Regions from separate parts of the Homo sapiens genome. Here region 1 is linked to region 2. The links are chromatin contacts, found by Hi-C or POLR2A ChIA-PET in ENCODE. All regions are on one chromosome and are shown on one strand. Each heading gives the region's core, a stretch centred on a gene start or an enhancer-like site at or near the end of the contact. The rest is flanking DNA. Distances are from core to core; before and after follow the strand shown. Region 1 overlaps LOC124901155 (a long non-coding RNA gene). Region 2 holds the start of HEIH (hepatocellular carcinoma up-regulated EZH2-associated long non-coding RNA).

Region 1 (7,029 bases), core at 2,541-5,040, 42 kb after region 2:
ATCAAAGGAGCTGTCTTTCCCTAATTTGGACGGAGAGTTGGTGAAAAATGGCACCTGCTCCAAGGTATTTTCTTGAATCTGTGTTGGGCTCTGGGTTTCTTATGGGACTGGGCAGTTGTGTAATCTTTGGTCTCTGCTCCCTCATCTGGAATATAGGTAATAATAATACCTACTTCACAGAGTTGTGAAAATTAAATTAGCATATGTAAGGCACTTAGAACATACATATTGATATATTGAATCTTGTCAATAACCCATTGATGACAGCACTGCATACATCCCCATTTTACAGATGGGGGAACAGAGAGGGTAAGAAAACTGTCCCAGGACTCACAGCTGGGCAGTCTTGAGGCTCAGATCTTATGACGCCATACAGTATGCACTATCTGAGTTTTCATGATTGGTGTTGCTGTGGTCACACTCCCGGAGGTACCGTGTCTTCCTGAGGGGAGTGGATCACCTTTCTCTATCTCCCTGGGAAGCGGAAGATGTTGGGGCGGGATCTGAGGACTTGAAAAGTGCAGCCTTAGCTGGGTCAGTGGTTGACCCCTCCCTCTCTCTGGGTCTGGCTGTGTCGGAGTCCAGAGAAACACTGAGGGAGCAGGTCAGGAGCTGGCAGGGAGTGCCCCGTAGGGGCCCCACGGGACTGCCCAGGGTCTGTGGGTGTGGAAGGTAGCCTGTGGCAGGTTATTCTCCGAACAATAGCTCTTCTGAAGCATGATGGTCTGGTTGTGACTGGACTAAGGGAAAATTACAAGAAAGGCTTACGTTCATATCTGCCTGTGTGGTGCGCACCAGGGTCCCGAGTACAAAGCACTGTTACTAAACTGGAGGTGACAGCAGTGTAGACACACACAATCTGGACTGGCCCTGGAGGACACATGGAATACCTCAAAGACCCAGCAATGCTAGAAAAGCGCAATGGTGTAGTCAGCATAGTTAGACGAGGTTGCAGTAACAAATACACCCTCCCTCCCGGTGGCCTAAGACAAGAAGGTTTATTTGTTCTTCACGTAAACTTCATTGTAAGTCAGTTTGCTCTCTTCTGTCTTGCAGCCATAATATCTGGAATGTGTGGCCTTCAGAATTGCCACTGTAGAGAAGAGAAGGCTGGAAGACCCCATGGGATGCTTTAAGGGCTAGGCCCAGAAGTGCAATTACGTCATTTACAACCACCTCTCTTTGGCCAGAACCAGGTCACACAGCTCCGTTCTAACTGCAAAGGAGGCCAGGGCTTAGAAGATCTCGTGGATATTTGGTGAATACTGGCAGTCTTGCCATAGTCAGGAAACTTCAAAAAGGGGAAAAGATGCCCTATGGCCACACTCCACTCTGGCCCACAAGCTGGCATCATCCAATGACGTGGCCGATGTGGCCTCATTTGTTGCGTGGGCTGGCAAAACCCATATTCAGGTTATACAGGAATCCTTCATTAAAGTTTAGAGGTCCTTTCTCCTCCAAGGCCCAGTTCTGTTTTTTTTAAAATTAATTTTAAAATATTTTTCCCTTTGATCTTTTAATTAATGAACTATTACCATATAACAAATTGCCCCCAAAACTCGGTGGCTTAAAACAACAAACATTTATTATTTCACAGTTTATGTGGGCCAGGAATTTGAATGCATATTAACTGAGTGGCTCTGATTCAAGGTCTTTGACGAGGCTGTACTGAAGGTGTGGACTGGGGTTGCAGTCATTTGGAGAAATAGCCCAGTTGGAGTTGGAGGATTTGCTTCCAAATTGGCTCGTTCCCGTGGCTGCTGGTGGGAGGCCTCAGTTTCTCATAGTACAGGTCCCTCCACAGGCCTGCTTGAGTGTCCTCATGGCATGACAAGTGATCCAAGAGAGAGGGTGACACTGGACCATGGCGCTTTTTATGCCCTGGTCTCTGAAGGTGCACACCGTCGCTTTTGCCGTATGTTACTCCAGTAGAAGCAAATCACTAAGTCCATCCCACACTCAAGGAAAGGACCTAAACTCCAACTCTTCAAAGCAGGAATATAAAAGAATTTCTGGAAATATTTTCAAACTACAACAGTCTCCCTTGAATTTATTTTGGAACATGAGTTTCCATTCCCTACGAAGAACTGATTGCCCCATTACCATTTACTCATTTAACTTCCCCATTGAACTAATTTATCGTATTAAATCATTATCTAGAAAAGGGCTTGTCATGGGCCACCTATTTAGTTACATTGACCTGTCTGGCTATTGTCATGTCCAAGTACATTTAAATTTTTCAGAGGTCATAAAACTTTAAGCCAGACCACAAGCTCCCTAGTAGCACAGCCTGTAGACATATAAGGGATTATACTATGTTGTATTAAGTGCAGGGTCTTAGCACACTATGAAGTGTACATATGAAGTTGTACTGCCCTTGAGGGCAGTAGCAACTCGACTGACAGAGGCTCTGCCCGAAGCCAGGCAGTGATCATGCTGAAGGTCAGGCCAACGAGGGTGTGTGTGTGTGTGTGTGTGTGTGTGGTGGGAGTGGGAGGGTGCTGGGGTACCAAGAATGGCAGCTGAACTGCATCTTTTGTTAGAGATCCGAAACTCTCAGCTTGCGGGACTTTACTTCACAGGCGTAAGCACAATCTGATGGAAAATTTGAATCCTGAAAACGTGATATTTCATCTGTATCTCATAGACATGGCACCTGGCACCGTCCCAGACAGGGCACATCATGGGGCACTTGGTTAGTGGATGGGTTGTCAGGTCAGGGAGGCGACACAGGATCACCTGAGCACATCCAGGACACCTGCCAGGACCAGCCGTGTGAGGCTTTCGACTGTGGCGGGGGCACCTGCTGTGCTGAATGGCTGGTTTGTCTCTGGGATTTGGGTAGAAAACAGAGCCACCAAGGTGGATGCTCAGTTTCAAGACCTCCACCCTCCACTGGGGGAAGTTTCAATTCAGCTGTGGCCATGGGGTCCACAGCAAGACACCCTCCCACCCCATGAGACACAGAAAGAGGAAGAAGGCTGCTATACGGGAATTAAAATATAAAGCTCCAGGCATAATACAGAGAATCAGCTCCTGATAAAGTAAGCCAAGAGACTGTCTCTACACACGTGACTGAGTTATGCTCGTCCCAGATCCAAAGCTGAAAGAGCAGGACTGGTTCGGGATTTCCATTTGTCACCTGTGGCTGATGCTATTGTCTAGCTCCCCGGTAGCCATCCCCACTTCTCTTCTGTTTGACTAACAGAGCCCCAGAATTTTTCCAAGCAGCAACACGCCCAGACCAATCAGAATTGATGTAAGATGAACAAGCACAGCGACTCCCATTCTCCTTTCCCAGATACTCAATTTCCCTGCTTGCAGCTAAAGGAGGCCAGGTGACCTGTGTGGCCACTGAGATGTGTGGGGAACTCTGATATGAGCTTTGGGAAAGATTTTAAGATTAAAAAAGAAAACCAGGCCTGGCATGGTGGCTTACTTTGGGAGGCCAAAGCAGGAGGATCTCTTCAGCTCAGGAATTCAAGACCAGCCTGGGCAACATGGTGAAACCCCTTCTCTACCAAAAATATCAAAAAAAAAAAAAAAAAATAGCCAAGCATGGTGGCAAGTGCCCGTGGTCCCAAATACTCGGGAAGTTGAGGTGGAAGAATCACTTGAGCCTGGGAGGTGAAGGTTGCAGTGAGCCGAGACTGCACCACTGCACTCCAGCCTGGGTGACAGAATCAGACCCTGTCTCTCAAAACAAAAGCAAAACAAACAAAACAGCACAGAGAAGAACTGGCTGGTACTGCCTCTTCCTGCGTCCTCCTATGTGATGCCTGGGCCTCCTCCAGTCTTGTCACCATGAAGCCACACCCAGGAGGCCCTAAAGGCGGCTGGCTGATGAGGGCGGAGTAGGAGACGGGTGTGACGGTTAATTTGGTGTCAACCTGATGGGCCAGATCTTTGGGCAACATCTTCTGGTGTTTCTGTGGGGTGTTTTGCATGAGACTGGGGGGACTGAGGAAATCAGATTGTTGCTCCTAATGTGGGTGGGCCTCATCCATTCAGACGAAGGTCTGAAAAGAACACAAAGGTTGATCTGCCAAGCAAGAGGGAACTCCCCCTGCCTAGCAGCCTTCAAACGAGGGCATTGGCTATTTCACTCAGCCCGCAGACAGGAACTAAACCATCTGCTCTCCTGGATCTCCAGCTTGCTGACTCACCCTGTAGATCTTGAGGCTTGCTGCTTTTATAATTGCGTGAGCCAGTTCCTTAAATAAGTCAGTCTCTATCTCTGCATCTACTTGGTTCTCTTTCGCCAGAGAATCCTGACTAATACATGGTGTCAGCCTAGGTCTTCACTGACCCCACTGGTCTGGTTCACCAGCACTGACCTGCCTGAACTCCTGGCCTCAAGCGATCCTCCAGCTTCAGCCTCCCGAGTAGCTGGGACTACAGACTGAAATTCTAAGGAAGCAGGTAGATCCCCAAACAAACTGTTTTTTCCTGAAAACAGGAAAGTCACACCAACCAGTTGGAAAGACCTCAGTTTACCTGAGTCAGCATAATGAAGAAGTCCCCTCTGCTTTAACTTACAAGAAAATAACCTGAAGTAACCTGATATTAAGCAATCTGATTTTTTTCTATTGTTCTGTTTCCTCGTTCCCACCTTACAAAGCCCACAGTTCTGCTATTGCCCAGTGGGAGCTCTCCTTCTATTTTGAAGAATAGAGGCTTCCCTCATTCATAAAAGCCAATTAGATCTTAAAAACAAATTTGTGTAATTTTGTCTTTTGACAGTACCTAAGAGTGTATCTGCCATAAACTTCTCAAGGAATTATGTGAGCTTCTGAGAAACAATAGCTTGCTGAAAACAGGGAGGCAGCGAGCATGAGAGTAATGTGGAAAAATCTCACGTGGAAAGAAAGAATGGGATAAAAAGCTGGATATGCTGTAAACAAGGTATCTATTTACAAAGACACACAGAAACTTCTGAACCTTTGGACAAAAAAGCGACGAAGAAATTTGTCAAAGTGTTGAGCAGTTGCTTCTAGTTGGTAGGATTTAAATATTTTAGTCTGTTTGCTTTTTATATCTTTTATAAACAAAGCCCTCTTCACTCCTGTGTGGCTGGCACAGGAGAACCTATGTGGACTTAACACCCTCTTCGTATGCCTCCTTTCCCACCCTCCATTTCGTCTGTCTACGAATTCAGCTTCCCAGGAACCAAGGAAAGCAGAAGGGAGATGCCTGTCTACGTGGAGAGTTCAGTCATGATACACAGGATTACCGGCTGTGACTGACTGAGCCAGCATATGTGTTGAGCAGTCAGCTGTGAGTCTGGGTAGCGTGAGTCTGGTAAGGCAGACAGACGGAATTTCTGCCTTCTTGTGGCAGAGTCCCTTGGCGGGGCTGGCAGGACTCAGAAACAGGGGAAGGCACATGCCAACATCCCCACTAACTAACTGAGGCCAGCCTCTGCTAGGAGCCTCCTGTGTCAAGTGTGGGGCTTACCACATTATAGCTATCTCACTCAATCCCCAGGACAGCACTGTGAGGCCAGTGCTGTTGGCAGAAAGGCTGGGAGGTACAGAGCAGGGGAGTCCACATGTGGCTGTGATGACCAGGAGCCCCTCACTAACAGCAGAGGTGTGGACTGGGGTGAAAAACAAAGACAAAACGTCCACAGGAGTGTTAACACTACAGAAATAAAAAGTGTTAGAAGAGGCCGGGTGTGGTGGCTCACACCTTTAATCCCAGCACTTTGGGAGGCCGAGGCAGGCAGATCACCTGAGGTCAGGAGTTTGAGACCAGCCTGACCAACGTGGAGAAACCCAGTCTCTACTAAAAAAAATACAAAAATTAGCCAGGTGTGGTGGCGCAGGCCTGTAATCCCAGCTACTCGGGAGGCTGAGGCAGGAGAATTGCTTGAACCCAGGAGGTGGAGGTTGTAGTGAGCCGAGACTGCGCCACTGCACTCTAGCCTGGGCAACACGAGCAAAACTCGTGCAAAAAAAAAAAAAAAGAAGAAAAAAGTGTTGGGAGGATGGACAGAAGCATCTGGGGAAGACTTTGCAGGTGAAAACGGCAGAACTCTCACTACATGACAACTTTGGTCAAGCTCTGAGAGACTTTACCAAACTCTAGCATGGCTTCTAACAGCGTAAGGCCATGTCCCTCAGATAAAACCAGCGTTCCTTCAAGTGCCTGCCTGAGAAAGTTCAATGTGCCAGGGAATGACTATTTGTCTTAGCTAACATTCATCTGGTGATAGGCCCTTGGACTCCCTTACTATAAAAGGCTTACAATTTTAAATACAGTCGTGCATCATGTAATGGCAGGAATACGTTCTGAGAAATGTGTTGTGAGATGATTTCATCATTGTGTGAACATCATAGAGCGCGCTTACACAAACCGAGATGGCACAGCCGGCTACACACCCAGGCTGTATGACACAGCCTGTTGGTCCTGGGCGGCAAACCTGTACTGGGGCTAAAAACCTGTACAGCATGTGACTGCACTGAATACTGTAGGCAACTGTGATATGATGGTGAGTATTTGTGTATCTAAACATATCCAAACATAGAAAAGACACAGTAAAAATATGATATAAATGATTAACAAATGGTACACCAATATAGGGCATTTACCATAAATGGAGCTGTGGCTACTGGCTGGTACAGTATTAGGTGTACCTGAAGTATTTGCTGATGCCTGCCTCTCTGCCTCTGAGGTTTTTCTGGAACAAACGCCACTGTAGTCAGCTGGCAGTGATGAAGCCCAGACATTCAGTAAATTTTAAAGGGGTATGGGATCTTGCCTGCCACTGGAGCAGGTCAGGAGGCTCAAACTATGGCTACTGACCTGGATTAAGAGGCTTTGGGGGTAAGCCTCATGCTTGGTTTTATTGTTGGGGGCCAAATGTTAGGGAACAAGGCAGAATCCTATGTTCACTTCCATCTCTCCTCCAAGTGGATGGTATCTCTCTCTGTGCTATGATACCTGCAGTTGGGGGAGAAGTGATTCAGGTAATTAAAACTGTCCTTTCTACCCTCTCCAATGCATCTTTTCTTATTATGTTACAAC
Region 2 (6,412 bases), core at 3,651-6,150:
AGAAATGGTGAGCATTGGCAGGAAACAATGCAAGGAGAAAAGGGAACAGGAATCGGATTTTCTACTAATTTGCTGTGTGTTCCTGTGTCAGTTTATAAATTAGTGTCTATATTTACAACCGATTGGAAGAACGAACTTTTTAGATCCTCTCATCCAACAAAGCTGCAGATTTCTTTATTGAGATGGAGTTGAGAAAGCTTTAAAACAGGCCAAAGCAACATGAGGACATGTGTCATGAGAAGAGAAATGGTCTTCCATAAATTGAGTGCTGGGGAAGGCTTGGTGTAGGTAATGTAGAGGTTCTCAAACTGTGGAGAAGCTCAAAATGTGTTCCTTTGAGCCTTGGTCTTCTAGTTAGGCCACTGTCTAAGCCACTATACAAAAAGACACCAAACACACTGGCTTCAACAAGACAAGCCTCTGTTTCTCTTTCGGGTGACAGGAGAAGCAGAGGACTAAGCTTTCTTTTCCAAGTCATCACCTGAAAGTTGCCCCTTCACTTCTGCTCACATTGCATTGGCCAGAGACTTGAAAGGAAGCTGGGCACGTGCTGTGGGGAAAAGAAAGAGAGATCAGATTGTTACTGTGTCTGTATAGAAAGAAGTAGACGTAGGAGACTCCATTCTGTTCTGTACTAAGAAAAATTCTGCCTTGAGATTCTGTTAATCTGTGACCTTACCCCCAACCCTGTGCTCCCTGAAACGTGTGCTGTGTCAACTCAGGGTTAAATGGATTAAGGGCTGTGCAGGGTGTGCTTTGTTAAACAGATGCTTGAAGGCAGCATGCTCCTTAAGAGTCATCACCACTCCCTAATCTCAAGTACCCAGGGACACAAACACTGCGGAAGGCCGCAGGGACCTCTGCTGAGGAAAGCCAGGTATTGTCCAAGGTTTCTCCCCATGTGATAGTCTGCAATATGGCCTCATGGGAAGGGAAAGACCTGACCGTCCCCCAGCCCGACACCCGTAAAGGGTCTGTGCTGAGGAGGATTAGTATAAGAGGAAGGCATGCCTCTTGCAGTTGAGACAAGAGGAAGGCATCTGTCTCCTGCCCGTCCCTGGGCAATGGAATGTCTCGGTATAAAACCCAATTTACGTTCCATCTACTGAGATAGGGAAAAACCGCCTTAGGGCTGGAGGTGGGACATGCGGGCAGCAATACTGCTTTGTAAAGCATTGAGATGTTTATGTGTATGCATATCTAAAAGCACAGCACTTGATTCTTTACCTTGTCTATGATGCAAAGACCTTTGTTCACGTGTTTGTCTGCTGACTCTCTCCCCGCTATTGTCTTGTGACCCTGACACATCCCCCTCTCGGAGAAACACCCACAAATGATCAATAAATACTAAGGGAACTCAGAGGCTGGCGGGATCCTCCATATGCTGAACGCTGGTTCCCCGGGCCCCCTTATTTCTTTCTCTATACTTTGTCTCTGTGTCTTTTTCTTTTCCAAGTCTCTCGTTCCACCTAACGAGAAACACCCACAGGTGTGGAGGGGCAACCCACCCCTTCAACGTGCCCTGCCAAACCTCTGGTGGTAAGGCTTCGATTACTAAATGGAAGAAAGGGACACAGGGTGTTTTGGAGTTGACACCTAGCTCTTTGGAGGTGACTCAGATCACTCAGGAGAGTCCGTAAGGCCCGGTGGGCAACACCCCAATCCTCCAGTCTCTACCCAAGAAGCTCCACCTTCATCTATTTGAGGGTTCTATGTTGCGGGAAGTCAGGGACCCCGAATGGAAGGACCAGCTGGAGCTGTGGCAGAAGAACATAAATTGTGAAGATTTTATTTTAATATGGACATTTATCAGTTCCCAAATAATGCTTTTATAATTTCTTATGCCTGTCTTTACTTTAATCTCTTAATCCTGTTATCTTCATAAGCTGAGCATGTATGTCACCTCAGGATCACTATGATAATTGTGTTAACTGTACAAATTGATTATAAAACGTGTGTTTGAACAATATGAAATCAGTGCACCTTGAAAAAGAACAGAATAACAGCAATTTTTAGGGAACAAGGGAAGACAACCATAAGGTCTGACTGCCTGCGGGGTCAGGCAAAAAGAGCCATATTTTTCTTCTTGCAGAGAGCCTATAAATGGACGTGCAAGTAGGGAAGATATTGCTGAATTCTTTTCCTAGCAAGGAATATTAATAATTAAGACCCTGGGAAAGGAATGCATTCCTGGGGGTAGGTCTATAAATGGCTGCTCTGGGAGTGTCTGTCCTATGCGGTAGCGATAAGGACTGAGATACGTCCTGGTCTCCTGCAGTACCCTCAGCCTTATTAGGATTGGGAAACTCCATCCTGGTAAATTTTTGGTCAGACCGGTTCTCTGCTCTTAGACCCTGTTTTCTGTTAAGGTGTTTATCAAGACACTACGTGCACCACTGAACATAGACCCTTATCAGGAGTTCTGCCTTTTGCCCCTTGTCCTGTTTCCTCAGAAGCATGTGATCTTTGTTCTGCCTTTTGCCCTTTGTCCTGTTTCCTCAGAGGCATGTGATCTTTGTTCTGCCTTTTGCCCTTTGTCCTGTTTCCTCAGAGGCATGTGATCTTTGTTCTGCCTTTTGCCCTTTGTCCTGTTTCCTCAGAAGCATGTGATCTTTGTTCTGCCTTTTGCCCTTTGAAGCATATGATCTTTGTTCCTACTCCCTGTTCGTACACTCCCTCCCCTTTTGAAATCCTTAATAAAAACCTGCTGGTTTTACGGCTCAGGTGAGCATCACGGTCCTACCAATATGTGATGTCACCCCCGGTGGCCCAGCTGTAAAATTCCGCTCTTTGTACTCTTTATTTCTCAGCCGGCCAACATTTATGGAAAATAGAAAGAACCTATGTTGAAATATTGGGGGTGGGTTCCCCCGATATCTGGCCCCTATCGGGTTCCCCCGATAGTTCTATCTAAATTTTTATCTGAAAAATAAGTTTCTCTGCTTTAAAAAAGAAACTTTGAAGACCATTTTACAGAAGAATTGGTTTGCCAAGGTGGAAAGAGAAGCTCATCAGTGACGTGACTTAGCCAAAAGCACTGGTTATACCTCTATACCTCGGAGCCGACACTGAAAGCCCCGGCCATAGTCTTTCTGCCCCAAGGAAAGCCTGGGGTGGGGGTGGGTGATATTGTCAAGAGCCAGGCCCCAGCTCCTCATACACACAGCTCATTTGCTCTCCCTCCCAACCCCCACCTTCATACTTCTTCCACACGCATACCAAAGAAAATAAGAATCTCAAGGTTGGAAAATCCCACTTTACTTCAAGTGAAGTCACTGGGTTGTCCCCATGAAATATCTCCACAATGGGTGTGCTAGACCTTTACTCTCTGTGGCACCACCAAGACCCCCTCACCCTGCCAGAGCCCTCTGAAGTGTACTCAGAATGGAGGGGCTGGAAGTGGGGCCAGTGGTCCTGGTAGTCAGCCTCCCCTTCTGACACAAGAATTATCGTGGAACAGCTTGTGTGACCGATCAACTGGTCTCTCCATCTTTAAGCCATTGTCTTGTTGACTCTGTTACTGCAGAGTTTGGGGAGGTCTCATGGCTTCTCGCATCCTATTTCCTGAGCTTCCCTGAAGCCAACTTCTGGCCACTGGTATGTGATGCGAGCACAGTGCCTCCTCCTGCTCCTCCAGGAAGCTTCTGCTGATTGAACGCAGGCCAGATGGCGAGATCCGGAGCAACCTTCTTAGATCAAGGGAAGAAAGGGGCACAAGAGGGGAGTAGGTAACAAGATAAAAGGAGCTCCCTCCCTGATGACTACAGAGCCATCGTGGCAGCCCTGGGCCTCCATTTCAGACGTTCATCTTGCCTAAGCCACCACCATCAGGGTCTCAGTCAGTCATCATTCTCATTTACTCGGGTGGCTGGGTGAGGGCGGAATACTACCTTCCAGCTGTCTGAGATTAAGCCTAAGCCACCACCATCAGGGTCTCAGTCAGTCATCATTCTCATTTACTCGGGTGGCTGGGCGAGGGCGGAATACTACCTTCCAGCTGTCTGAGATTAAGCAGAACAGCAGCTAAAGCAGTAACAGCAGGTCTCCTTCAGCAGCTTGCCACAGGGAAGAGGGTCCCGCGTGAACCGAACTCAACTTCCACCTGCGCAGAGGTAGCTACCATTTGCGTAGAGGTAGCTGGGTCTTTAAGGTTAGAGGGAAGGCGCAGGGAGGGAGAGACGGCGGGTGGGGGTTGAACAAAGTGGAGATTCACAAAAGCAGACTAGGGCGGGCGACGTGATCAGATGACCTGTGCGGGCGGCAGCCTCCTGCCCTCCTCCCCTTCGTGCGCCGGCTGGAGCGAAGAGTTCTTTTGACAGCCGTGAGCTTCCCCGCCAGGAACTTACTGGGGCTGCATCACCCTAGAAACGTGGCTTTGGGCTGTGGAAACGCTGCCTCTGTGGAAGTCTCTCCTCGCGGGGGTGGACGGGTCGCTGCGCGCCCAGCGTTCTTCTGCGGTTCTCACAGCCCGCCGCCGCCGCCGCCTCGGGGACCTTTGCGGGGAGGCCTCAGGTCAGCGCCGCCCTTGCGATGGCGGGAGAGCAGAGCGGCCCCAGGGCCTCTGAGCTCCGGCCCCGGCACGTCCCGCCCTCTCCTCCGCTTGCGGGAGCCGGGGCGCCTCGGAGGGAAACCTTCCGGACACAGGCCGGGAGAAGAGGGGCCGTGGCGCCATCGCGCAGCTTCCTGGTTTCGGCCATGTTTTTTTTTTTTTGAGACGGAGTTTCGCTCTTTTTGCCCAGGCTGGAGGGCAATGGCGCCGTCTCGGCTCCCTGCAGCCGCCGCCTCCCGGGTTGAAGGGACTCTCCGGCCTCAGGCCGCGGTGTTCTTGTAAATTAGAACCGGCCTATGCGCCAAGCGCGGGTCTCGCGGCTGCGGAGAGAGGCCCAGCAGGGGGCGGGGACGCCGGGAGGCGGGGCCTGGCCGAGCTGCGCACACCCGGGTGGTTCTGGCTACGGGTACCCGGACCTGCCCAACGACCGTTCTCCATTCCCGACCTCCGCACCCTACCCGGTCCGCAGGGCACCTTCCTCCTCTCTCTCAGGCACGTCCTCGACCTCAGTTGCCACGTGCACATGCTGGTGCCTTCCAGGTCGGTCTTTCTCCACCAGACTCCACCTGGAACTTTCTTCCTTTTCGTCCTGTGCTGGCCTAACCCCTGCTCGGCCTCGGCCCTCAGCTGCCGGCTCTAACAAAGCCTCTGTCTTTCCCAGACCCCTGTGACCAGGTCAGGCTCTGCTCCCTGCGTTCCTCTCTCCTTGCTTCCCTCCTCCTCCCCTCCCCAGAATCGCTTGAACCTGGGAGGCAGACGTTGCAGTGAGCTGAGATCGCACCATTGCACTCCAGCCTGGGTGACAAGAGCGAGACTCCATCTCAAAACAAAAAACAAAAAACACAACTCTTGCTGGCTCCTTGATTTTAGCCCAGTGAGATTCACTTCTAATTTCTTTTTTTCTTTGAGACAGTCTGTTCTGTCACCCAGGCTGGAGTGCAGTGGCGTAATCATGGCTCACTGCAGCCTCAACCTTCCTGGACTCAAGTGAACCTTCCACCTCAGCCTCCCAGGTAGCCGGGACTACAGGGGTGCACCAGCATGCCTGGCTAATTTTTGCATTTTTTGTAGAGATGGGGTTTCACTATGTTGCCCAGGCTGGTCTGAAACTCCTGTGCCCCAGCAGTCCTCCTGCCTTGGTCTCCCAAAGTTCTGAGATTACAGGCATGAGCCACTGCGCCTGGGCTTCCATTTCTGATTTCCAAAACTCTAGGATAATAAATTTACATTGTTTTAAGCCACCAAATTGTAGTAATCTGTTACAGCAGCAATAAGAAATGAATACAGCCATGCTTGATAATTCCTTTATCAAAAGCTACCTATTGGTGTTAGGAAGTATTGTTTTAAATTCTAAGACAGTGTTTTCACTTTCTATCTTGTGCACTGACTACCTCATGACCCCTTAGGTACCAGTCAGGACTGGTAGACTTTAATGTGGAGAACTTCTGAAACAGCAGTTCTCAAAATGTTACCTCCAGACACACAGAATCTGCATCACCCAGGAACTTGTAACCATGCAAATTCTCAGCCACCCAGACTTCCTGCATCAGAAACTCTGGGGCCCAGCAGCCTGTGTTTTAACAAAGCCCTTCAGGTGATTCTGACACTTGCTCAAGTTTGAGAACCGCTGTTCTAGGAGCTGGTCCTGCAGGGAAAGGGTGGCCTCTCAGTTCAGGTTCCAGTGTGGCTGGGGGTGGGGGTCAAGGTGAGGGTTTGGTTGTTGTGTCTGACAGTCAGCCAGGCTTGAGCACACGGACTGTTTACAAGGCTGCACTTTCCATGTTCTGGTCAGCAGTCTCCTGGTTCATTCCGTTACGAATGGACTGTCACCCCAAAATTAATGTTGAAATCTATTTCTCTATT

Evidence for each region. Hi-C counts contacts between places; a loop is a spot of excess contacts on that map. ChIA-PET counts read pairs that join two places held with the same protein, here RNA polymerase II (POLR2A). Pooled maps may share reads with other maps.
Region 1: a loop to region 2 is called in a pooled map, with 2.5 times the contacts of the local background. The contact joins the enhancer-like site here to the promoter of HEIH in region 2. A Hi-C loop is called at or near these places in 32 of 168 maps with a recorded cell type or tissue (B cell, CD14-positive monocyte, CD4-positive, alpha-beta T cell and 24 more), 37 of 37 single-sample maps with no recorded cell type and 42 of 50 pooled maps. POLR2A ChIA-PET finds 5 or more read pairs at or near these places in 35 of 52 experiments (A549, AG04449, AG04450 and 26 more).

What each region holds. Positions count from the first base shown.
Region 1 is chr5:180,869,906-180,876,934 of GRCh38, forward strand. It overlaps LOC124901155 (a long non-coding RNA gene), which reads left to right. Exons shown (of 2, transcript XR_007059089.1): 1 at 1-64; 2 at 1,057-1,461. Among named protein-coding and RNA genes, the nearest start is that of ZFP62, 12 kb to the left of the region's middle. RefSeq lists an enhancer at 4,233-4,282. Within about 2 kb of position 3,791, at least 4 of the 41 ENCODE cell types and tissues checked have a DNase peak (open chromatin) inside an H3K27ac peak, as active enhancers do; they include CD14-positive monocyte and CD8-positive, alpha-beta T cell, where a contact is called at or near this core.
Region 2 is chr5:180,826,718-180,833,129 of GRCh38, forward strand. HEIH (hepatocellular carcinoma up-regulated EZH2-associated long non-coding RNA) reads right to left here and starts at 4,901. Exons shown (of 1, transcript NR_045680.1): 1 at 3,237-4,901. LINC00847 (long intergenic non-protein coding RNA 847) reads left to right here and starts at 4,240. Exons shown (of 3, transcript NR_045679.1): 1 at 4,240-4,512; 2 at 5,956-6,143. It also overlaps a transcript of ZFP62 not described here. RefSeq lists silencers at 4,466-4,515, 4,876-5,005, 5,446-5,615.